3 separate regions of the Mus musculus genome follow, and all the other regions are linked to region 1. The links are chromatin loops, found by intact Hi-C in ENCODE. Cell type or tissue: heart. All regions are shown on one strand.

Region 1 (8,000 bases):
AATAATGTTTTTGTATAATACTGGGTCAATTTTTTTTTCAAATTAAAGAAAAATTTTATTTTCTACATGCTGAACATAGTACAAAAAAGTATTTTCGTCCCTTTTGGATTGACATCGAGTAGGAAAGACTGTTTGGAGCTCCTTAACTGGTCATTATGTTAATTAACGTCTCCCTCTTGGAAATCATTGTTCTTTTCTGTTGTTTTGTTTTGATTTAGACAGGGTTTCACTAGGTAGCTCAAGATGGCAGACTTCAAATTTGCAGTCCTCCTGCCTCCCACTCCCCGGGTGGCAGGTAGATTAGAGGTTCTCCTCCAGGCCTGGCTCCTCCGTAGTTTATGAAGCCAATTTGCTAGTGTCCTCACAAAGCAGGTCTGTTCTGTTAGATGAAGAAAATGAAGTGGCAGGAATTATAAAACTGTGCCATAAAATTAGATGTTGGAAGAGTAAAAGAAATAATTCTTTTCCAACGTGGTGCTACCACTGCAGGCCTGAAGCCAGTACCAGGGTGTGTCCATCGGTCTGTTCAGGCAGTTTCTTAATGTAAAATAGGGGCTAGATTAAACCTTAGAGGCGTTTTACATTCTGACCTATGGTTTTTGGTTTTCATACCTACGTTCTGTTAGTAAAACTATTCTTTACATGCTTTTTTTTTCAATAGTTATGTGAAAACATAACCCTTCTTATGAAGTTCCCTGCATTAAATGATGCGCACGTGTGTGTGTTATTGTAAGTTGGTAAGATCAAGGTTTCCATTTTGAAAAGCTGAAAACATTAGAATAAACATACATGAACTAACCCCTCCCCCAGGAAAGGCAATGATGTTTTGTTGTGTGTGCTTTATATTTTTGAAATAAAGTCTAGTATTTACAGTAAATACTAGTCCACTGTTTGCAGTTAACATTGTATATACAGATATACAGGATACCTCGTTCAGTTCTCATAACAGCCTCTTAGCATGGGACTGTTGCTTGTTCTCATTTTATGGATAAGGAAAGTAGTGCTCTGGTATGTTATCTGCCTCAGCCACATACTAGTGAGTTTAGATGGAGGTGCGATCTTGATCCTTTGGACGAGGAAATCTTTATTTTTCCATCCTAGACTGACTGCTAAGTGAAACATTGTGTAGTGTAGGGCACTGACTGCTAAGTGATGCACTGTGTCATGTAGGGTACTGAGTGCTAAGTGATACACTGTGTGATGTAGGGCACTGACTGCTAAGTGATGCACTGTGTCATGTAGGGTACTGAGTGCTAAGTGATACACTGTGTGATGTAGGGCACTGACTGCTAAGTGATGCACTGTGTCATGTAGGGTACTGAGTGCTAAGTTACACCCTGTGTGATGTAGGGCACTGACTGCTAAGTGATGCACTGGGTGATGTAGAGTACTGAGTGCTAAGTGATACACTGTGTCATGTAGGGTACTGACTGCTAAGTGATATACTGTGTCATGTAGGGTTGCTCTGTCTAGTCTAAGTATCTTGTTTTAGTTTTGAATGTATTTGAAGTACTTTATATTAATATGAAAAGCTTCATCTGAAATCTGAAGAATCTGTAAAGACCTGAAAGAGTCAAGAATGACCAGAGCAGAAGGCTGATTCCCCTTGGTGTATGGGAATTCTTCACTTGCCAACACTTCTTGGGTATACCAGCAGTTCAGTACAGTAGTGTTGGGATAGCAGCAGCAGTGGCATGACCTAGCAGGGATGGCCAGGCCTGAGATGAATTGGTACAAGTCAGCAGGAGGGACCAGGAAGGACATTCAGAAGAAGTTCTGGGCTGTGCCTCTCTCGGGAAGTGTGGAGATAAACAAGCATCGCACAGCGGGCTGTACCAGCAAGCCAAGCCCCACCTCTGTCATTGTCTGTTGAGTCCTATTTATACTCCCTGCAAACATCACATGTTCTCCATGGGTCTGGCCTCAGCACATGAGTCTGACTTAGCGAAACTTCACATGAGTCTTGTCTCAGCTGCCATCACTCTGCCAATTGGCCTGGGTCAGCAGAAGCAACAAGCCACAGAACACCACCAGAAGTCTCTTCGTGCGTTTCTCTCTATGGAGTCCCAACAAAAGGAGCTCAACTACGCAGTGTAAAGGCAGACCAATACATGCGTGTCGTTAGCAAAGACTCCTTTACCATGTGTCCTTTCATGCGCTTGCTTTAGCAGAGCATCTTCTCTCTCGTGTCTGCTTCAGTGAAAGGTTCCTTTACCTGTCTGCTTTAGGAAAACACTCCATCATGTGTTTGCCCCAGCAAAATGCCATCCAACATAACTGACTTTCCAAAGAACCCTTAAGTTTCCACTTCATATGTGTGTGTGGTGCTGGGGACGAAACCCAGGTCTCACACTTGTCTACACCCTAGTCATAGAAATTTAAAACGAGTATTTTGCTCTATTATTTGGTTTCAACTTAGAGGCATTTGGATGAGGGCGGAAGAGGTGACTCAGTGGTTAAGAACTCTGGCTGCTCTTCCAGAAGTCCTGAGTTTAATTCCCAGCAACCACATGGTGGATCCATAATGGGATCTAATGCTCTCTTCTGGCATGCAGGTGTACATGCAGATAGAGTATGCATAACTAATTTTTTTTTTTTCGAGACAGGGTTTCTCTGTGTAGCCCTGGCTGTCCTGGAACTCACTTTGTAGACCAGGCTGGCCTCGAACTCAGAAACCCGCCTGCCTCTGCCTCCCGAGTGGTGGGATTAAAGGCACACGCCACCACACCACCTGCTTAACTAGGTCTTTTTTAAAATTTTTATTTAATGTCTGTGTGCTCTGCTGCATATACATCCGCCTGCCTGAAGAGGGCGTCCGATCCCACTACAGATGGTTGTGAGCCACCATGTGGTTGCTGGGAATTGAACTCAGGATCTCTGGAAGAGCAGCCAGTGCTTTTAATCACGGAGCTATCTCACCAGCCCTAATTAAATCTTTTTTAACCCTAACAGAGGCTAAGGTTGGCAAATCTCTGTGAGTTCAAGGCCAGTCTAATTTACAGAGCTAGTTCTAGGATTGCCAGGACTACACAAAGAAACCCCGTGTACACCAAACAAAAAACAAAACAAAAAAGTATTGGGTTGTTAAGGCTCACTTTCTTGCAGCCTTTCAAATTAAACGCTTTTTGTATTTCAGTTACACTACCCAAGCTGTTCCCAGATTTTCTAACTTCATTGTGCCAGCCAGCTATGGACACACACACACCACACTCAGGGAGGGAGAGGGAAAGAGAGAGGAATAGAGAGGGACTTACACGAGGTCTTATAATACAGCCCAGGCCAGTCTTGGGCTTGTAATCCTGCTTCAATCTCCCTAGTTCTGGTATAATCGGTATGTACCACCACACCCAGGTTTTATTCAATTCTTTCTTTACGGTTGTTCTTAGTTTCACAGCTTGAAAAGGTATTTCACTAGGTAAGATAATTTTATTGTTACTTTATATGTGATTGGAATATTAGTCATAGTTATACTGAGACTACCATGATTTCTGTGCACATTTTGTTTTGCTTTGGTACCCTGTTAACAAAGTTTTAATAAAAACCCCCTGTTCCAGCAGTCCTAGCAGACTTGTCTGGCCACGCGTCTCAGTTTGCCAAAGAGACACGTAATGATGAATGACAGAGAAAAGGGTTTTATTAAGGTGGCCATGATGAGAAAAACAGATAAAGGGGTTTGCATATACCAAGTCTGTCTTCGAGGGGCTGAGATGAACTTTGACATTTTATAGAAAAGGGAAATGGGAGGGGCTTGTGGTGTGCATAGATGACAGAGCCTGTGGTCTGGTCAGGTGATCTGGTCAAGGCATGGGTCTGATCACTTATGCCAACAAAGGCCTTGTTTCGCAAGGGTTTCTGGAGACCTTGCTAGTGATGTCATTACTCCGAGGCAGACTGTTTATGGCGAGGTAGTTACCCCAGCGCCAGCTTTCAGCCTCCCCACCATACGTAGTTGCCCTCATGTGGGAGGTGATCTGTCCTGCCAGGCTTGCTCTTTGCTTGGGAGTAGTCTCGGTTCCACGTCATAAGGATGTTTACAGATCAGTCTTGCCATTCCTTGTGTTCAAGAGAACTACAGAAGAGAGTGAGTGACTTAGCAGGAAAATTGTTTTTTAAAAAAAAAAGTCAGAGAATGGTGCCCTTCGTCTTCCTAGCTCAGTCTTAGTTTCTAAGACTATTTTACAGAGCCAAAGTTATGAGTGGGAAAAGTTCGAATGTGTCTTACTTCTATTCACAAATATGCTTAGATGTATTTTTATTTTATTGGGGGAATCCTCTTATTTTTGGGTTAAAGAGCATGCTTGGCGCTCGTGGGGGTGGGGCGGCAGGTGGGGCTATGGCTATGCAGTTAAGAGCACTTGTTGCTATTCCAGAGGGTCCGGATTTGATTTCCATCATCCACATGGCAGATAGCAAACATCTGTAACTTCAGTTCCAGGGGATCAGATGCCATCTTCCGTCCCCTGCCCCAACTAGGCACGAACATGGTGCACAGACATGCACGCAGGCAAAAACATCCAGATACTAAACAAAACCCAACAAAACAAAACCCACGGACAAAAAAAAACCTCCCTAAACGCATGTATAACGTATCCAGAACTTGTAGTTTTAGCTGTTTGGTCTATAGAAATGCACCCCACAGCAGAAATATTGGTGAACTGGAAGGCAGTTACGCTCTTGGGCACCACTTGCTCCCTAGCTCCCTCTTCTGGCAGCAGCTGCCCTCTGCCGCCGGAACATTTTTTTTTTCCCGTGGCTCCAGCGCGCTGCGGAAGAATTTTGGCGGCGCACTCAGACTGCCGGTACTTCCGGTGAGGGTCGTCTCGTCGAGGCTGGTGGGTCTACGCGAGGAGACCTGCGGGGTCCTGAGGCTGTGGAGGGCTGGAGTGAGGCGGACAGGAGAAGAAGCCTGGAGCTGAGGACCGAGGTGCAAAGCCCGGGTTGGCCTCGGGGGGGACCTGGAGGGCGGAGGGGGTGGGGGCGTGTGCAGGGAGCGCGGCAGCTTCCGCCTGAGGAAAGTTCTCGCTGCAGGGCTGCCGTTTGCCGTGAGTCTGTGTGGCCCGAAGCGAGTTTGCAGCCCCGAGCTGTCCCTCTCTGAACACGGGGGACAGTAAATCACCCTTGACCTCGGGCCAGGCAGGGTAAGGCGAGGCAGAGCCTCCGCAGTGGCCATGCGCGCTGCGGCTCGCGGGTGCACGCGAGGAGCTCACCGTGAGCATCTCCCGGGGCGGCTGGGTGTGATGACGGAAAGTCTAAGAAACGGGTGATCTGGCTGCGGCGTGGGGACTTCTAACTTCTCCCCGGTTGGATTCTCCATCATAAAGAGGCCCCGTATACCCAGCCAAAAAGTGTGCGGCGTTTACTCGTTGCTTCTCATTTTCTCTGAATTTAAGAGAGTAATAGAAGAGTAAAATATAAAGCAAATGTTGATGCGGTGGAGCAACATTTAAAAAGCTTAAAAGTAATATTATGCGAACTGTGTGTGCACACGCACACACGTGTGCTGGGATCACAGGTGTATTCCACTCTGCTCATCCTGAACAGAAATTTTATTTATTTTTAATTAATTAATTAATTAATTTGGAGATGGTTTCTCTGTGTAGTGTTGGCAGTCCTGGAACTCACTTTGTAGACTAGGGTGGCCTTGAACTTTAGAGATCTGCCTGCTTCTGCCTTCCGAGTGCTGGGACTAAAGGTGTGCTCCACCACAGCCAGGCTCATAGTTTTGTTATTTTTTAAAATTATTATTTTTTTTTTATTTACAGTTCCAATGTTATCCCCTTTCCTGGTTTCCCCTCCGAAAACCCCCTATTTCCTACCCCTTCCCCTGTTCACCAACCCACCCACTCCTGCTTCCTGGCCCTGACATTCCCCTATACTGGGGCTTAGAGTCTTCACACGACCAAGGGCCTCTCCTCCCATTGATGACAAACTAGGCCATCCTATGCAGCTAGAGCCATGAGTCCCACCATGTGTACTCTTTGGTTGGTGGTTTAGTCCCTGGGAGCTCTGGGGGTACTGGTTAGTTCATATTGTTGTTCCTCCTAGGGGGCTTGCACACCCCTTCAGCTCCTTGGGTACTTTCTCTAGCTCCTTCATTGAGGACCCTGTGCTCTGTCCAATGGATGGCTGTGAGCATCCACTTCTGTATTTGGCAGGCACTGGCAGAGCCTCTCAGGAGGCAGCTATATCAGGCTCCTGTCAGCAAGCTCTTGTTGGCATCTGCAATAGTATCTTGGTTTGGTGACTGTATATGGGATGGATCCCCAGGTGGGGCAGTTTCTGGATGGTCATTCCTTCAGTCTCTGCTCCGAACTTTGTCTCTTTAACTCCTCCCATGGGTATTTTGTTCCCTCTTCTAAGGGCTCATCCTTTTAATTTTTTTACTTTTTTGGTTTTCGAGACAGAGTTTCTCTGTGTAACAGAGCCCTGGTTGTCCTAGACTCTGTTAGTAGACCAGACTGGGCTCGAGATCCACCTGCCTCTGCCCTCCTGTTTCTGAGTAAAAAAGCCAGTCCTGCTTCTACAGATACCTGTCTTTTATCTTTTATTTCCGAGTCACCTCCCATCAGTTCCACCATGTCCAGGCAGAACTTTACTTTTATGTTCACAGTGGTGTTTGAGGGGCTTGAGTCTCATTGTGTAGCCCAGTCTGGGCTTGAAGAGGGAAGGGTGCATCAGCATGAGAGGCTCAGGGAATAACGTTCTGGCTTTAGTTCCCTGTCTGCGGTTTCAGATAGGAACTGTCTGGGCTGACAGCTATTCTTGCACATGGAGGATAGGATGCTGAGTAAGCATTTGCCAGTCTGAGGTATTTTTACCTTTTAAAGACAAACGATCAAGTTTTCTGAGGCAAATGATGACTCCGTGGGAAATATACAGAATTTAATTAATAACGTTATATTGTAGCAGGTTTCATAAAAAGCCCCTTAGGACTAGTCTCTAATCTTCTGACTTTTTTTTTTTCTTTGAGAGAGGGTTACTTTGTGTGTAGCCTTGGCTGTCCCGGAACTTGCTCTGGAGCTCACTCTAGAGCTCGCTCTGTAGACCATGCTGGCTTGTGCCACCACTGCCCAACTGAGAATTTTGTATTTTCATAGAATAGTTACTGAATACACTGCAAGAATAAAATGACCTTGCATTCTGATATTTTAAACTTTGTCCCTAACTGTTAAGTAATTAGGTTAATTGGTGATCTATTTTTTTTTTTTTTTTACAGAGTTGAATAAGCATATATATCATTATAAGCACCATGGATGAAGAACCTGAGAGAACCAAGCGGTGGGAAGGAGGCTATGAGAGAACCTGGTAAGTTAGATGTAATTGGCCGTGCTGTAGATACTGTCTCTTTCTCTTTAACTTCAGTTTTATTAAAGTGTGTTTCATGTGTATTAAAATTCAATATATCTCAGTTGACAACCCAGTGAAATTCTTTTGAAAAATATTTACTGTTTTGTATAACTCTTGCCATAAACTACTTTTAGAACAGTAAATGAGGGCAGTAAGTGCCTTTATACTCATTCCGTCCCCACCACCTGTACACACTGTCATGACCTACAGATCACCTTTCCTGCCCATTTGATGTAAATTTCACAGCTCCTTCATGTTGAATGTGCTCCTTTGTAATTGCTGGAGAATATCTCTATACTCTTATGCTACATTTTGTGCATTCATTCAGCATTTGAGATGTTTTCATCAACTTCCAGTTTTTTGTTATTATGGATTGTGCTGCTGCGAACATACATATACAGATCTTTGTATGTTTTACTTTTTATTGGATTAGTATTTTTAGCTTATTTCAAACTAATAAATATTGCTTTCAGGGAAATTCTTAAAGAAGATGAAACTGGATCACTTAAAGCTACAATAGAAGATATTCTCTTCAAGGCAAAGAGGAAAAGGTATGAGCTGCTTTTGAGAAAGAGTTACAAAAGGAAAAGAGGTTCTCGAAGCCTTTCTGTCCCTCTGTGACCGTCCTTCATATTTCTTTTTAACTGTGTGCT
Region 2 (8,000 bases), 120 kb before region 1:
ATTCTTGGCATTGAACTCAGGTCCTCATTCTTGCAAAGCAAGCACATTATCAACTGGCTTGTCTGCCCAGCCCTACTTACATCTTACATATGCTTATTCAACATATGTATGTCCATTCTTCTGTTTTTTTTTTTTTTTAAAGATTTATTTATTATTATATGTAAGTACATTGTAGCTGTCTTCAGACACACCAGAAGAGGGAGTCAGATCTTGTTACGGATGGTTGTGAGCCACCATGTGGTTGCTGGGATTTGAACTCTGGACCTTTGGAAGAGCAGTCGGGTGCTCTTACCCACTGAACCATCTCACCAGCCCCATTCTTCTGTTATGTGTGTGTGTGTGTGTATACACTAATGATGTGTGTGTGTGTGTGTGTGTATACTAATGACACAGGGGGTACTCTGCTTATATCACCAGTAGATGCTGTTGTTACAAACATGAGAATTCAAAAATGCCTTTTTTAAAGATTTTTCCGGTTACTTTTTTATTTTTTATTCATTTAGTTAGTTAGTTAATTTTTTGAGGCAGGGTCCCTCTGTGTATCCCTGGCTGTCCTGAAACTCTGTACAGACCAGACTAGCCTAGAACTCAGAGATCTGCCTGCCTCTGCCTCCTGGGCTGTGGGAATTAAAGGTGTGCACCACCACACCCAGGTACAATTATATTTTTACTTTATTTAGAGTTCTGAGATGTGAGGGACAACTTTGTGGAGTTGGCGCTTTCCTACCACGTAGGTCCCAGGGTTCAAGCTCAGGACACCAGGCTTGGTAGGCAGGCACCTCTAATTACCTTGCCAGCCCACAGACTTTTCCTGAGAGCTCATTTTGATTGATTGATTAATTGAATTCTTTCATGCTTTCTTCCTTTTTTTTTTTTTTTGTCCTTTTGGATTTTGGATACAGGGTCTTTGAACTCACAGATTTTCCTGCATCTGCCTCTCAGGTGTGGGATTAAAGGTGGACAGGAATGCAGACGCCACCAGCTTTTTTTATTTTCCATTTTGATTTTTTTATACTCCCAAGTGGAATTTGTGGGTTATATGTGATTCTTATATTTTTTGGAGACTTGCCTTCCTAATTTAAAATAGTAGTTCTCTTAGCTGTGTAGTGGTCTCTCTTTGTTTACTTCCCTCTAAGGATTAATGATGGTCAGCATTAAGGATAATGATGGTGCTTGCTTATTGGCCATTTGTATATTTTATTTAGAAAAAAATTTCCTTTGTTTTGCAAAAATATGTGTGAACTTTAATGATATTAAATTAAATGAAATAGGGGCTGGAGAGATGGCTCAGCGGTTAAGAGCACTGAGTGCTCTTCTGGAGTTCCTGAGTTCAAATCCCAGCAACCACATGGTGGCTCACAACCATCTGTAATTAGATTGATGCCCTCTTCTGGTGTATCTGAGGACAGCTACATTGTACTTACATATACATTGTACTTACATATACATTGTACTTACATATAATAAGTAAATAAATCTTTAAAAAAAATTAAATGAAATAAGCCCAGATACAAAGAGAAAAATACTACATAATCTCTCTTGTATGAGGAAAAGGAAAGTCAAATTCATAGATAGTAAATTTTGGTTACCAGAGACCAGGTAAAGAAACTGAGGTGTTAGTCAGAGGACAAAACATTAGATGAAGGAGATAAGTCTCATACATCATGGTAGTTACTATTAATATGCATTTGAAAAATCCGAGTTATTTATTTATTTAGTGTATGTGGGTGTACATGCATGTGTGTGTGCCACAACATTCACATGAATATCAAAGGATACTACTAAGGTCAATTCTCTCCTATCTAGTGGATACTACTGAAGTCAATTCTCTCCTATCTAGTGGGTTTTGGAGATTGAACTCAGTTCATCACCTTTCCCCCACTGAGTCATCTTGGTGACCCAAGACTATATTTCAGGTGTTCTTACCAAAAAAATCATGTAGTATAATACATGTTAATAGTTGGTCTAGCTATTCTATAAGGTATACACACATGAAAATGTCATGTACACCATAAATATATAGTTTAAATTTGTCAACTAAAAATACAATTTATTTATTTATTTATTTTATTTTATTAATTTTTTTTTGGTTTTTTGAGATAGGGTTTCTCTGTGTAGCCCTGGCTGTCCTGGAACTCACTTTGTAGATCGGGCTGGCCTCGAACTCAGAAATCCGCCTGCCTCTGCCTCCTAAGTGCTGGAATTAAAGGCATGCACCACCACTGCCCAGCTAAAAATACATTTTTAAATGATGGCATTTAAAACTTTGTTAAGGGCTGGAGAGATGGCTCAGCGGTTAAAAGCACTGACTGCTCTTCTGAAGGTCTTGAGTCCAATTCCCAGCAACCACATGGTGGCTCACAACCATCTGTAATGAGATCTGATGTCCTCTTCTGGGGTTCTGAAGACAGCTACAGTGTACTTACATATAATAAGTAAATCTTAAAATCTTTTCAGCTCAGATTTCTTTTATCCAAGATGTTGGAAGACTTCCTTTGAAGCGAAGCTTTGGAAGGTAAGCTGATGACCTTGTCTACTGAGTATGATTAGCTTACAGTCAGTCAACACTTCAACACTGCTCACGAAGTATGAAACAGCTGGGCACAGATCTTTCTTTCTAACACTCAGAAGGTGTAGGTAGGTGGACTCTATGAGCTCAGGCCAGCCTGTCTTACAGGATAGACACAGCTATGTAGATAGACCCTGACTTAAGAAGTAATCAGTCAGTTAATTAAAAAATAAATTAAAAGGAACTAGGACTGAAGAGATGGTTCACTGGTTGAGTACTGACCAGAGAACCTGAGTTTGGTTCCTAGCACCCTTGCTTAGCAGTTATAACTGCCTTATAACTCAAGCTAGGCTGTCTAACTATAGACATAAAAAACAAAACAAAACCCTAAAGTACCCTTTTCTAGTTTAGAAGTAACAATAAAAAATAAAAATAATACAAAAAAGAATAGATTTGTTTTGAGACAAGGTCTCACTATGTAGTGGAGTCTAGACTCAAACTTCTCTTATCATAGCCTCCCAAGTGTATTATATTATAGGCCATACCACACAGCTGGACGAAGTTCATTGGTTTAGTTCCTTTTTGGAGACAGAGACCCTTTATGCAGTTTTGGCTGCTTAAACTCAGAGGTCCAGTGCCTGCCTTTGCCTCCTGAGTGTGGGATTAAAGGTGTGAGCACCATGCCCAGCTTTAGTTTCTATTTTAAAATTTCATATTTAGTTGGACAGTCAAGTCGACCCATTTGTGTTTCCTGAGATTTCTGTCTTATGCTCATTTTTTTTTCCTGATTTAAAAAATCTTTTTACTGGCTTAGGTGTAGATGAGTTGGAAAGTGTTTGTTTAGCATGCCCAAGGCTCTGGGTTCTATCCTCAGGACTACTAATATTATTTTTTTATTAGGTATTTTCTTCATTTACATTTCCAATGCTATCCCAAAAGCCCCCCCCATACCCTCTCCCCTTATGCTCATTTTTAATGTATACATATAAATATTAGTCTATAGGAACTCTGCTGAAGACAGTAACACTTTTGATAGCAGAAAGGACTTATTCACAGTTGGTCATTTGCCTTGTATTTTTTGTGTGTGAGTGGAAAGACCACTTAGTTCATAATTTCAAGGAGTTTTCTGTTTGGTTCCCACTGATGTCTTCGCTGTGACTCTGACAGGTTGAAAATGGAAGCCCTGACTGACCGAGAGCTGGGGCTGATAGACCCTGACAGTGGGGATGAGTCCCCGCACAGCGGAGGGCAGCCGGCTCAGGAAGCTCCCGGTGAACCCGCGCAGGCTGCTCAGAATGCCGACCCAGAGACCTGGTCCCTTCCGCTGAGTCAGAACAGCGGGAGCGATCTGCCTGCCAGCCAGCCTCAGCCCTTTTCCTCCAAAGTGGACATGGAAGAAGAGGAGGAGGAAGAGGAAGACATAATAATAGAGGACTATGACAGCGAGGAGACATAGAGAACAGCCTGCCAATCAGGTTGCTCCTTGAGAGATAAATTTTAGTCTATTCAGTGGTACTTGAACACGTCTCTGAAGGACAAGCAATTTGTTAATTGCTCAGTTCCTTATCGTATTCGTCACAGCAACTGACGACTGTCATCTTGAAGTAAAGCAGGTCTCAAGTACTCAGTGCTTAGTATTTATTTAGTCTTGTGAATGGTTTGAGGAGAAGTCACGGTGTGAAGTGTATGAATGTTGTACTAAATATCAAAATGTGAAGGAGTAATCCAGAATATACGGACTTTATGGGGTGTTGGAAATTTGATTTATAAAACAGTTTAGGATGCAATTATGAGTATAAATAAACCTTGTGCCTTACTTACAGTTTGCATCTAGCTTTTCGGATACCATTTTTGGTATGTTGTACAGTGGAATATTTTAGATACTTCTGGAAAGTATTTACATAATTTATATCAAAATTAAAAACGTTGGATTTCATCTTGTTCTTCTTATCCTTTAACATTACCTACCGCGCACTGTCTGCCTTGGGTCCAGGCAAGGCAAGTAGAGCAAATGTTCTAAAATGGGAAGGAGCTGGTAGCACCTATGCTATGCCTGCTTCCTGGCCTCAGCTAGGTGGCCAGGCGGGCGGGGCACTGCGGCTCGGCCACGCCCCGGGAGCTCGGTCCCAGTTTCGGTGCCCGCGGCAGAGCGTGCTGTTCCGGCGGCCGCGCAGGTGAGTGGGGCCGCGATGCGGCGACGGGACGCCGAGCCCGCGGGGTGGGCCTTTCGCCCTGGGCACACATCCCCGGAGCCGCCTCCCTCCCGCGGCCAGGCTGAAGCGGGAGCACGCGGGCGCGCCGGGCTCCGGGGGCGGCGTGGGCGGGTTTCGCTGCAGCGACAGGTGCGGCCGGCTGGACCGCCGCCGTCCTTCCGGGCGCCTGGTGGCGCCGCCCTCGCCACTTTCCCGGCTGGCCTGACCGAGACAACGGCCACCTTGGGGCGGAAGCCAGAGTGGATTTTCCAGAGAAGAAAGCGAAGGCGGGACACGCACCGGGTGGGTATAGTCGCGGTGCCGGGAGGCTAGATGGGGGACCCTGGCGGGATTGCTGGGTATCTGTCGGTCCGCTCGCGGCTGCAGCTCCGCTGCTCCCCCACCCCAAACCCCCAAGTATCTGTGGCGGTAGTCCACTTTCTGGAGGCAGCAAAACTTTAGAGGCAACTGAAGGGGCGATTGTGCGTGTGTGAAGGTGACCAGGCTCGATCCCCGTGACGCTCAGTGAACCATTTTTCTGGCCACAGCTGTGGCATTCCTAACTCCCTGGCTCCAAGCAAACAAAAGACCTGCGACCGAGCTAGGTGGAGCCCAGGGGGCTCAAGGACAACCTGTAAGGTTTTATCTGTATATTTAAGATGTGGTCAAATACCGCTGAAGATTCCTTGCTAGGTAGCACAGTTTGCTCTTCTACTAGTCTACACATTTTTGTGTTTTATTTAAATGATAAAGTGATGTAACTCAAACGAGCGGTTTTCCACAGGTGAAGATGAGTTGAATCCGTTACAGTGAGTCATACTTTTAGGAGTTAAATTAACCAGCGGGATGCCGCCGTGCAAACTATATACACCCTAAAGACCTCAAATCTCCTTCCGTTTATTTGTTGTGTTTTTGCTTCTACATTCTTAGGCATGTGTTAGATGTAAACGTTGTCTTTTTTAAAGAGCAAAGAGATAAAGACAAAAGGGCAAAGATAATTGCTGTTGTGCCGGCAGGTTTTATGTCAACTTGACACAAGTTACAGTCCTCTTAGAAGACCGAACCTCAGTTGAGAAAATTGCCCCCACTGAGTTGACCTGTGTGCGGGCAAACCTGTGGTCCATTTACTTGATTGGTGATTTACATCCGAGGGCCCAGGTCTCTATGAATGGTGCTGCCGCTGGTCCTGGATAATAAGAAAACAAACTTAGCAAGCCAAGAGGAGAAACCAGTAAGCAGCACTCCTCCATGGCCTCTGCATTAGCCCCTGCCTCCCGGTTCCTGCCCTGAGTTCTCTCAGTATCGCAGTGTGGCTTGAGTATTGTAAGTGAAAGTAAACCATTTCTCCCTAAGTTATGTGTTAATGGTGTTTTATCACAGCAGTAAAACCCTAAGACAGTTGTCATCTGGAAAGCTTCTGGTTTGCCTTGCACACCTTTCTGGGTGATCGTAGTTAATCCTCCAGACTTGGGGTGTCTAATTAGAGGACCCTGAAATTTCTTCCTGGACTCTTTCCTCTGTGTTCCATCTATTACAATGGTCCAACCTGTAGGGCATGACCCTCTCACAGGGATCCCCTGAGACCATTGGAAAACAGATATTTACATTATAGTTCGTAATGGTAGCAAAATTACAGTTATGAAGTAACAACAAAATAATTTTGTGGTGGTGGTGGGGGGGGTCACCACAACATGAGGAACTGTATTAAAGGATAGAAGCATTAAGAAGGCTGAAACCCACTGATCTGTTGGGTGGTTGTGTCTGGTCTGGTGACAGTCTCTTCTCTCTGGACAGGCTGCATCTCCACTTGGATTCCCTAAGGGACTGCTGAAACTCTTGTGAAATCTCCTATTCTCTGGGGATGGAGAAATGAATTTACCATAAAGCGATCAGATAGAAGTCTAGCATTTTTGTTTGTTTGTTTGTTTTATGTGGGTGTTTTGCCTGCATGTGTGTGCACCATATGTGTGCAGTGCTCATGGAAGCTGAAGAGCCTGTTAGATCATTTGGAACTAGAGTTACAGTTGGTTGCGAGCCTCCATAGGAGGCTGGGAATTGAACCCAGGTCCTCTGGAAGAGCAGCCATTGTCGCTAACCACTGAGTCATCTCTCCAGACCCTCTGGGCCTGCTTCTAAGTAATTCGGTAGAGGACTAGGACAGGGAAGGAATGGTGAACTCTGAAGAGGATTGGTCTTACAGGGGTCGTTACTGAAGCTGACCTGTGGGATGTGGAGGTTCTCGATGCTACCCTTCCCACTTTAGATTACGTTTAAATTCCTCAGTGACCACTTATTTTACATGTCCTGCATCTAGAATGTAAGGCCTTGCTGTCTCCATGGCTCTTCCCATGATCCTTTGGGGCATGTATCAACAGTCTCCTCATGTCAGCCTTCACCTTCTGGGTTGAACTCTGAATACCACATCCAAAGAGATCCTATTAAAACAAGTCAGATCCTGTCACTCCTCAACTCCCAATCCTCTTGATGGCTTCTTACATCCCTTTCATAGCCAGTGGATTTAAGATCTTAAGTGATTCATTTGGCGTTGGACCTACTGTGTGTCTCATTCTGTTGCTTCCTTGCTGAGCTCTCTGATTGGGTATTTCCTTAGCATGTTAGGCGGTGTAGCTGTTCCATTTGCCTAGAGCATCCAGAGGTCCCCTTGGTTTCTACCTTCACCTTTATTTCTATATTTGTTGCTTCCTCCACGAAGACTTCCCTCACCTTGCTGATGCTGTACCCCACTGCCTGCAGGGCCCTCCTTTCTCCTCTTAAAGACTTTGACCCTTGGGGCATTATGCATTTTGCTTCTCCATCACCTGCCACCCACAGTAGGATCTAAATTCCATAAAGGCAGGGAACTTAAGTACAACCTTGGTGTGTCTGATCCATGGAAGGGTCTCAGACAATCTCTGTTGACTAATGGGCCTCCATTTTACAAGTAAAATTATGCCTTAGGATTTCCAAATTCCTCAACACCTTAAAGTAAGAGCACGCATTTAAATTTGTCCTAATTTCAAGTATAGTACCATATGTCTACTTGACTATCCAATAAAAAGGCATAAACAAGTTAAAGGGTGAAAATCAGTGTGCTTCTAACCTAGTAGTATATTATCAGCAAGTGGGTTTTGTTTTTTTAATTAAATTTATTTATTTATTTACACTCCATATTTTATTCCCCACTCCCAATTTTATATGTTGTATATATATTTAGGTCATTGCTTTCATCAAGGAAGGCAATAGACTTAGTCAAAGTGTATTTTGAAAAAAATTTAAAAAAATTTTTTTTGGGGGGAAAC
Region 3 (8,000 bases), 370 kb after region 1:
GTTTTAGTTTTGTCTTTTTTTTTTTTTTTTTCAAAACTGTCTCTATGGAGGCCAGGCTGGTCCCAAACTCAGTAATCCTCTCCTCGCCGTATCTCCAGTGCTCACTTCTACTCTACTCACTTCTCAGAGAAAGCCTGAAGAGGTGCTATACTTAATTTTTACAAATTACTATCTAGGGGTGAAAAGAGAGGCCTGAGCTTGGGTCCCCAGCACCCACATAGCAACAAGGCAAGGCAGAACATATTCTTAGCCCTAGCACTGGGGAGATGGAGACAGGATCCCTGGGGCTCTGGCAGGCCAGGCTGGCTGAACCAGCAAGCTCCACGTTCACTGACACGATCTGCCCCAGAAAATAAGGTAGAGAGTGATTGAGGAAGATGCTCAGTGTAGACCTCTGGCTGCCACTGGCACTAGTTCCTTCCCACATACAGCACACATATGCACGCGCACACACACAAACATGCACGAATTATCTAAATACCATGCCCTCTAAGGGAAAATACTGCTACTTAGTACAAAACAAACAACAAAACACAACAAGCTAGTTAAGGTTCTTCTAGCCATAACCTAGCTTATAATACAATTCTTCTTAAGTTGACTTCTACTACTTACAACCAAAAGAGCCATACAAAGTGTTCACACTTTAACCCTGTACTATGCTCTGGGATAAACAAGGTGTGGTGGCTGGCACATTCCTGTAATCCCCCATCATTTATAGATGGAGGAACGAGGATGTGTGGAAGTCAGAAGCCAGCTTATAAGAGCAGCTCTTTCCTTCCTCTGTGTGGTCCTCATGCACACACTATAGTGTCATAAAAGTCTGTAAAAAGGAAAGTGTACCAGTTACATGCCAGCCAGCCATGGCAGTGCAGGGAGCCTCTTACTTCACTGTGCGTTTCCTCTTTCCAGACGCAGGCCCGGAAGCTCCTGGTTCACAGGAAAGCTATCCATTACTCAATGAAGAGTTAGGCTCCCCACACTCATTCCTGCCTACATATATATTTTTCTCAACAGAACATTTACCTTTCCTGGTCCTAATCCTGACCCTGGCATTGGGGGTGGTGGAGGAAGAAATGAGGTCCACGGAGCAGCTTTGGACTTGCTGTGTGCTTTACTTCTGAGCGATCTGGAGGAGTGTTCACTGTCGTCTGTGGAAACTTGACTTTCATTCTTTAAAAAGAAAAGGAAACATTGTATTATGCAAAGGCAGGGCACCGACAAGCATTCCTATGGCCCCGACCTTGCGTTCCAGCAAAAGGAGAACCAGAGAGAATGAGAATGTCATTCAACGCCTTCGTGCGTCAACGTGACAACTGATTCTAATGCTTTTTCCTTACTTAGTGTCCACTTTCAGGAATGGACATCTTTCGGGGCCTCACCTCCTGAGTGTTCTGTTCTGTACTATTAGCTACTTCACAGGTCGGGGAAAGTAGGTCAGATAAGTTTTGCTCCTCTCTGTTTCCATATCCAGTATAAACCACGACACAGGTTTCTCTCTTAAAGTCAATGGACGTAATAGTAGCTGGGTAAATGCAGCCGTCTTCTGACCAAACAGCAGAACACTTGTCACCAACTTTCCACTACAAAAGAAAAGAAAGTTATGGACACGCAACATTCCTTCTTCTGAAAAGAACAAACCATAACCCAGTTCTCCAAGTGTAATTCCAGTCCTCCCATTCACTTCATTATAAACACTGTTCTTAGTCACCTGCATCTCCTTTTCCCGGCCTGATGAATGGCTATAATGTATTCCACCACCGAAACGTGTCATTAAGAACAAAAGAGACCAAACGTGTATGACAAATCCAGTGTTCTTAGTCAAAGAAAAGCAAGTGTTCACCAAATGTAGACACCCTTTCCCTTTGGAAATAATGAATGGAAGGAGGCATCAAACTATTCACTTTACAAAAAAACTCAGAGAGAGAGAGAGAGAGAGAGAGAGAGAGAGAGAAAAGAAGAGAGGAGAGAATGAGACCTCTAGTCTATAGGGTTTTGTGCTGACTCAATGTGGGTCTGGTCAGGGACACACAGGCACACAGGCTGGGCCTGTAACCAGCCAGGTACTTTGCTGGTACACTATACCCCCAGGTCTTCTGCTTTCAATAGCAGACCCAGTTACCACAAGTTTTGAGTTACCCTAGTAATTTTTATAATTGTTGAACTTGTGTGTGTGTGTGGGGGGGGGGGGGGGGTTGAGTTGCATATCAGCTACACAGCACATACTCAGAATGCAGAGAGCTCTGGTTTTAATGCCCAGCCTGCACATGTGTGTGCGCACACGCCTGTGTGTGTATGTGTGCGTTTGCTAATTCATCCACAGCTCTGGGACACTCCAAACAGAAGCAGCATGCCGCCCCTCAGGCCGGGCAGGACCCTGGTTAAATCAATCTATCACCTGTTTCAAGGGAGTTGTGGCATTCTTCTTTTGGCTTTTATTCTTCTTGGCAGGTTTTCTTCTGGCTGTGCCTTTTGGCTTATCTGGAGTTTCACAAATGTCACCGTTCTTTAGAGCATGCTATGAAAACAGTAAATAAATAAATAAATAAATAAATAAGATCTATGTGTCATGGAGGGATATATTTTTAAAAAGTCACTACTTTCTAACATAACAGGTCCCACCACCTAAGAAAGCCTCAATGTGCTCAAGTTTATTTTTCTTCTCTCTCTTTCTTTACAAAATGTATGACCTGAGGAAATAAGGAAAAAAATGATTAACCATTTCATACCTTAAAGGAAGCCACAGCTTTATCATAAGCTTTTATCAATGCTGTATCATCCCAAATGTCAGAATCATCACTCTGAAGAGGGAGAAAAAATAAAAAATAAGTTATAGATAGATGTGCTTAATAAAAAACAGATAATAGGAAGTACTGGGGAAGTAGCTCAAAGTCCCTAGATCAACCCCCAGCAATGCCTACAGCCCAGACACTCAGAGTGTGTGTTACAGGCAGATACATTTCTAGAAAGTCACCACGCACGAACACAGAGATCCTAGCACCTAAGAAAGCCTCAATGTACTCAGTAGAAGCAGAGGACTGCCAAGGCAAAACTGGTCTGGGCTATAGTGGGTTCCCAGACAGCATAGACTACAACATAAAACTCTATCCCAACAAACAAACAAGCACACCAACAAACAAAAACAAAACCATGAACTACAAATTAAAATGGCTCATATCTATAATCTACAATCCCAATATCCCGGAGCTGGAGACAGTAGGGTTGCCAAGAGCTCCAGGCCAGTCTAGCATATTGAATTCCAGGCCAATTTAGGTTATGGAATGTGTCCCTGATTCAAATGGGGGCGGGAGGGGGGGCTGAGACGGGGCAATCTCCTTGAGTTTGATGCCAGCCTGGCTTACATGGAGAGTTCCAAGTCTCCTAAGGCTACCCTGTGAGACCTGTCTCAAAACAACAAAACAGCAACAAGAAAGAAGCTGCAATCAATAAGATTACCCCTGAGATTGTAAACATGACCCATCACCCTGGGCATGAAGAAGTTACCACGATGACAAATTAGCACAGGAACCTTGTGGTTTTAAGGAGAGAACCAGACCGCCAGGGCTCCCCTGAGGACAAAGGGCAAAGCTTTATTCAGAATAGGAATTGCTGGGCTGTCCCCCAAAGAAGGAAATGCAGCACTGCCCAAAGCTGCCCAGAATTCTCTTCTCCCACCCCAAGCCCCAAGCAGAAATCAGTTGCCATACCATAAGACGACCGAGGTCCTAATGTTTTAAACTTCGTTAGATGGAGTATGTTGTTTCCCAGGCTAGACTCAACTTCACATTCCTGCCTCAGGAGCTGGGACTGATCACATGCACAGTCCACCAACTTGGCTCTGATTTGCCCTCGTACTTACCAGTGTTTATCTTACTTCTACAGTCTCCCTGTAATTTAGGCTGGTCCGGAATTCACGCTGTAACCGAGGATCTTGAACTCCCGACCCTCCGGCCCCCATCTCCCAAGTGTTTGTGCATGTAATTATGCGTGCACCACCAACCCTGCCTCGGATCTGCTGTCGTATACATTTGAATGCAATGCAGTCAATAGCAACTTTCAACTACTCCGGGCAACTTTAGTTATCCCTCTCTCTCAAACTTTATCAACTGTTGTTTGCAACACTTGGTCTTTCCGGTTACAAAACTGGATCCAGAAAACCAGCATTTTAGTCTAAAGTCCCTGTGAACATCTTCATCCTGACCTAAATCTGGAGCTTTCCAATGGCTCCTATCTGGTTGCCTTGCTTCAGCCAGCCTGTCCCCGTTCCTGCACATCCCCTCACAGTCACACAGGACCAAAGCGTGGCTCACAGCCTCGCCGGCGCCCGAGCTGCACCAGGAGCCGCCTGCGGATGTGGCCCGAGCTCGCACCGCCTCGGTCTCGGGCAGCGCTCCGAGTGCTAGCGCCGAGCCGCGACCTCACCTGGCCGGTGCCACGCCGGAACAGCACCGTATCTTCCTGCTCGGAGCCCGCTCCGCCACTGCCCATCGCCATGGCCTGCTACCACGGACGCTGCCGGGCTCACTCAATGACGACTTCCGTCATGGGGCTTCTGGGACCGGAAGAGTACGGTGGCCCGGAGGCAGCCAGAGACCTCCTACACGCTTCCAACTCACTCCTCCCACATCTGTCTTTTCTCTTTCTCCCCTCCACCTGTCTTCTAGTTCTTTTTTTTTTTTTTAACCTTTCCCTCTGTTTTCTTCCAATTTATTTTCCTCCCTCCAGCCCTTTTCTTTTCATTTTTCAAGTCAGCCTCGCTATATAGCCTAGGCTGGCCTTTGCTACCTCAGCTTCCCGAGTTTGGGATGAACCTTCACAATAAGGGCATCCTGTGTTTGCTGGTTCTTGATGCACACACCAATTATTAGACGATGGGTTGGTATCGGGCCTTTTGCAGTGTTAGGTGTCTGTTTTGTAATGGGCCCAAGGTTGAGGTAAGGGGAGTCGACCATTTCCTTCATCTGGCATATCTGGTAAATTCCTGAGTCTGATTTTCCTGATAGAATTTCGATATCCCATGTGCCACCATAGTTTTGATTTATCCCAATAAATTTACAGATTGACTCAGGAATAAGCCACCTATCAGCCTGTAGAAAACAAACAAAAAACTAGATAAGTCCTGGCAGATGGTGCTATTTCTGGTGTACCCAGAGGTTTCAGTCACCTCCCTCAAGATGGAGTCAGAAGCTGCTTGTAGGGTGGAGTTTCCAGAGGCAAGCAGGTATGAGTTGGGGCCAGCCTGGTCTACATACGAAGTTCCAGGCCAGTCAGAGGTTTGCAGCGAGCCCCTGTCTCAAACTATGATGGACTCTCCCAGGGCAGGGCACAGCCTGGCAAAACCCACTGTTTTCTACAATTTAGGGGATCTTGGAATAGGGCATAGACAATAGGGCATCCCAAAAGCGCCCAGTGAGATTTGTGGGTTCTTGTGTTCCAGGATTTAACAAAATAAAATTGGACCAGGGGCACACTGATAGTGATGTGGGTGTAGATCGTTTGTTAAGAGAATGTTCCCAGCTGCGGACATGGACAGAGTATCTGGGAAACACATCCTACTGAGCTGGTAAAAGGCAGAGTGCCTTAGCTAAATTAGGGGATATTTACCCAACAGAACACTGAAACAATGTCTCAAAACCACAAAAACCTGCAATTTAAAAAAATGAGGAGGCGGTGACATCTTCGGCTCCAGAAAACCGGCCACCTTCCTGGCCAAAGCAACACAGCTTCTGGGAAAGATCCTGTTTTGGGCCTTCATCTTCAGCCAGGAGGAGGTCCAAACACCAGATAACTGTGCACCTTCCCTAAAAGAGGAGAGCTTGCCTGCAGAGACTGCTCTGACCACTGAAACTCAGAGGAGAGAGCTAGTCTCCCACGTCTGCTAGTAGAGGGTAACAAAATCAACAGAGGAACAATCTCTAAACAAAGACAACTATAACAACTAACTCCAGAGATAGCCAGATGGCGAAAGGTAAACGTAAGAATCCTACTAACAGGAACCAAGACCACTCACCATCATCAGAACCCAGCACTCCCACTTCGCCCAGTCCAGGGCATCCTAACACACCTGAAAAGGTAGACCTGGATTTAAAAGCATTTCACATGATGATGGTAGAGGACATAAAGAAGGAATTTAATAACTCACTTAAAGAAATACAGGAGAACACTGCTAAAGAGTTACAAGTCCTTAAAGAAAAACAGGAAAACACAACCAAACAGGTAGAAGTCCTTATAGAAAAACCGGAAAACACATCCAAACAGGTGATAGAAATGAACAAAACCATACTAGACCTAAAAAGGGAAGTAGACACAATAAAGAAAACCCAAAGTGAGGCAACGCTGAAGATAGAAACCCTAGGAAAGAAATCTGGAACCATAGATGCCAGCATCAGCAACAGAATACAAGAGATGGAAGAGAGAATCTCAGGTGCAGAAGATTCCATAGAGAACATCGGCACAACAATCAAAGAAAATGGAAAATGCAAAAAGATCTTAACTCAAAACATCCAGGAAATCCAGGACACAATGAGAAGACCAAACCTACGGATAATAGGAGTGGATGAGAATGAAGATTTTCAACTCAAAGGACCAGCAAACATCTTCAACAAAATTATTGAAGAAAACTTCCCAAATCTAAAGAAAGAGATGACCATGAACATACAAGAAGCCTACAGAACTCCAAATAGACTGGACCAGAAAAGAAATTCCTCCCGACACATAATAATCAGAACATCAAATGCACTAAATAAAGATAGAATACTAAAAGCAGTAAGGGAAAAAGGTCAAGTAACATATAAAGGCAACCCTATCAGAATTACACTAGATTTTTCACCAGAGACAATGAAAGCCAGAAGAGCCTGGACAGATGTTATACAGACACTAAGAGAACACAAATTCCAGCCCAGACTACTATACCCAGCCAAACTCTCAATTACCATAGATGGAGAAACCAAAGTATTCCACGACAAAACTAAATTCACCCATTATCTCTCCACGAATCCAGCCCTTCAAAGGATAATAACAGAAAAAAACCAATACAAGGACGGGAACCACGCCCTAGAAAAAACAAGAAGATAATCCCTCAACAAAACTAAAAGAAGACAGCCACAAGAACAGAACACCAACTTTAACAACAAAAATAACAGGAAGCAACAATTACTTTTCCTTAATATCTCTTAATATCAATGGTCTCAACTCCCCAATAAAAAGACATAGACTAACAGACTGGCTACACAAACAAGACCCAACATTCTGCTGCTTACAGGAAACCCATCTCAGGGAAAAAGACAGACACTACCTCAGAGTGAAAGGCTGGAAAACAATTTTCCAAGCAAATGGTCTGAAGAAACAAGCTGGAGTAGCCATTTTAATATCTGATAAAATCGACTTCCAACCCAAAGTTATCAAAAAGGACAAGGAGGGACACTTCATACTCATCAAAGATAAAATCCTCCAAGAGGAACTCTCAATTCTGAATATCTACGCTCCAAATGCAAGGGCAGCCACATTCATTAAAGACACTTTAGTAAAGCTCAAAGCACACGTTGCATCTGACACAATAAAGGTGGGAGACTTCAACACACCACTTTCATCAATGGACAGATCGTGGAAACAGAAACTAAACAGGGACACAGTGAAACTAACAGAAGTTATGAAACGAATGGACCTGACAGATATCTACAGAACATTTTATCCTAAAACAAAAGGATATACCTTCTTCTCAGCACTTCACGGGACCTTCTCCAAATTTGACCATATAATTGGTCACAAAACAGGCCTCAACAGATACAAAAATATTGAAATTGTCCCATGTATCCTATCAGACCACCATGGCCTAAGACTGATCTTCAATAACAACATAAATAATGGAAAGCCAACATTCACGTGGAAACTGAACAACACTCTTCTCAATGATACCTTGGTCAAGGAAGGAATAAAGAAAGAAATTAAAGACTTTTTAGAGTTTAATGAAAATGAAGCCACAACGTACCCAAAACCTATGGGAC

Evidence for each region. Hi-C counts contacts between places; a loop is a spot of excess contacts. Peaks named below come from ENCODE experiments on the same cell type or tissue, not always from the same donor. Only the 100,000 strongest peaks of a DNase experiment are listed, where the experiment ranks them.
Region 2: a loop joins it to region 1, with 8 times the contacts of the local background. A loop is called at or near these places in 12 of 42 quality-filtered maps.
Region 3: it touches region 1 in a loop (2.3-fold over the local background); 8 of 42 quality-filtered maps call a loop at or near these places.

What each region holds. Positions count from the first base shown.
Region 1 is chr13:100,489,381-100,497,380 of GRCm38, reverse strand. Gtf2h2 (general transcription factor II H, polypeptide 2) reads left to right here and starts at 4,772. Exons shown (of 16, transcript NM_022011.4): 1 at 4,772-4,924; 2 at 7,217-7,305; 3 at 7,821-7,898. The coding sequence starts at 7,250. Ocln (occludin) reads left to right here. Exons shown (of 9, transcript NM_001360536.1): 9 at 1-877. In heart, CTCF peaks have their summits at 2,803 (motif pointing right) and 4,716 (motif pointing left); a DNase peak (open chromatin) is centred at 4,870; H3K4me3 peaks cover 1,735 bases; H3K27ac peaks cover 1,171 bases.
Region 2 is chr13:100,613,609-100,621,608 of GRCm38, reverse strand. It overlaps Marveld2 (MARVEL (membrane-associating) domain containing 2), which reads left to right and starts at 4,638. Exons shown (of 7, transcript NM_001038602.4): 1 at 4,638-4,683. Rad17 (RAD17 checkpoint clamp loader component) reads left to right here. Exons shown (of 17, transcript NM_001044371.2): 16 at 2,458-2,515; 17 at 3,677-4,445. The coding sequence ends at 3,965. In heart, a CTCF peak has its summit at 4,912; no DNase peak of the experiment used is centred here; H3K4me3 peaks cover 1,102 bases; H3K27ac peaks cover 834 bases; H3K27me3 peaks cover 776 bases.
Region 3 is chr13:100,121,385-100,129,384 of GRCm38, reverse strand. Smn1 (survival motor neuron 1) reads right to left here and starts at 4,530. Exons shown (of 9, transcript NM_011420.2): 1 at 4,420-4,530; 2 at 2,727-2,798; 3 at 2,396-2,515; 4 at 1,380-1,580; 5 at 1,024-1,170. The coding sequence starts at 4,491. In heart, no CTCF peak of the experiment used is centred here; a DNase peak (open chromatin) is centred at 4,534; H3K4me3 peaks cover 2,199 bases; H3K27ac peaks cover 1,202 bases.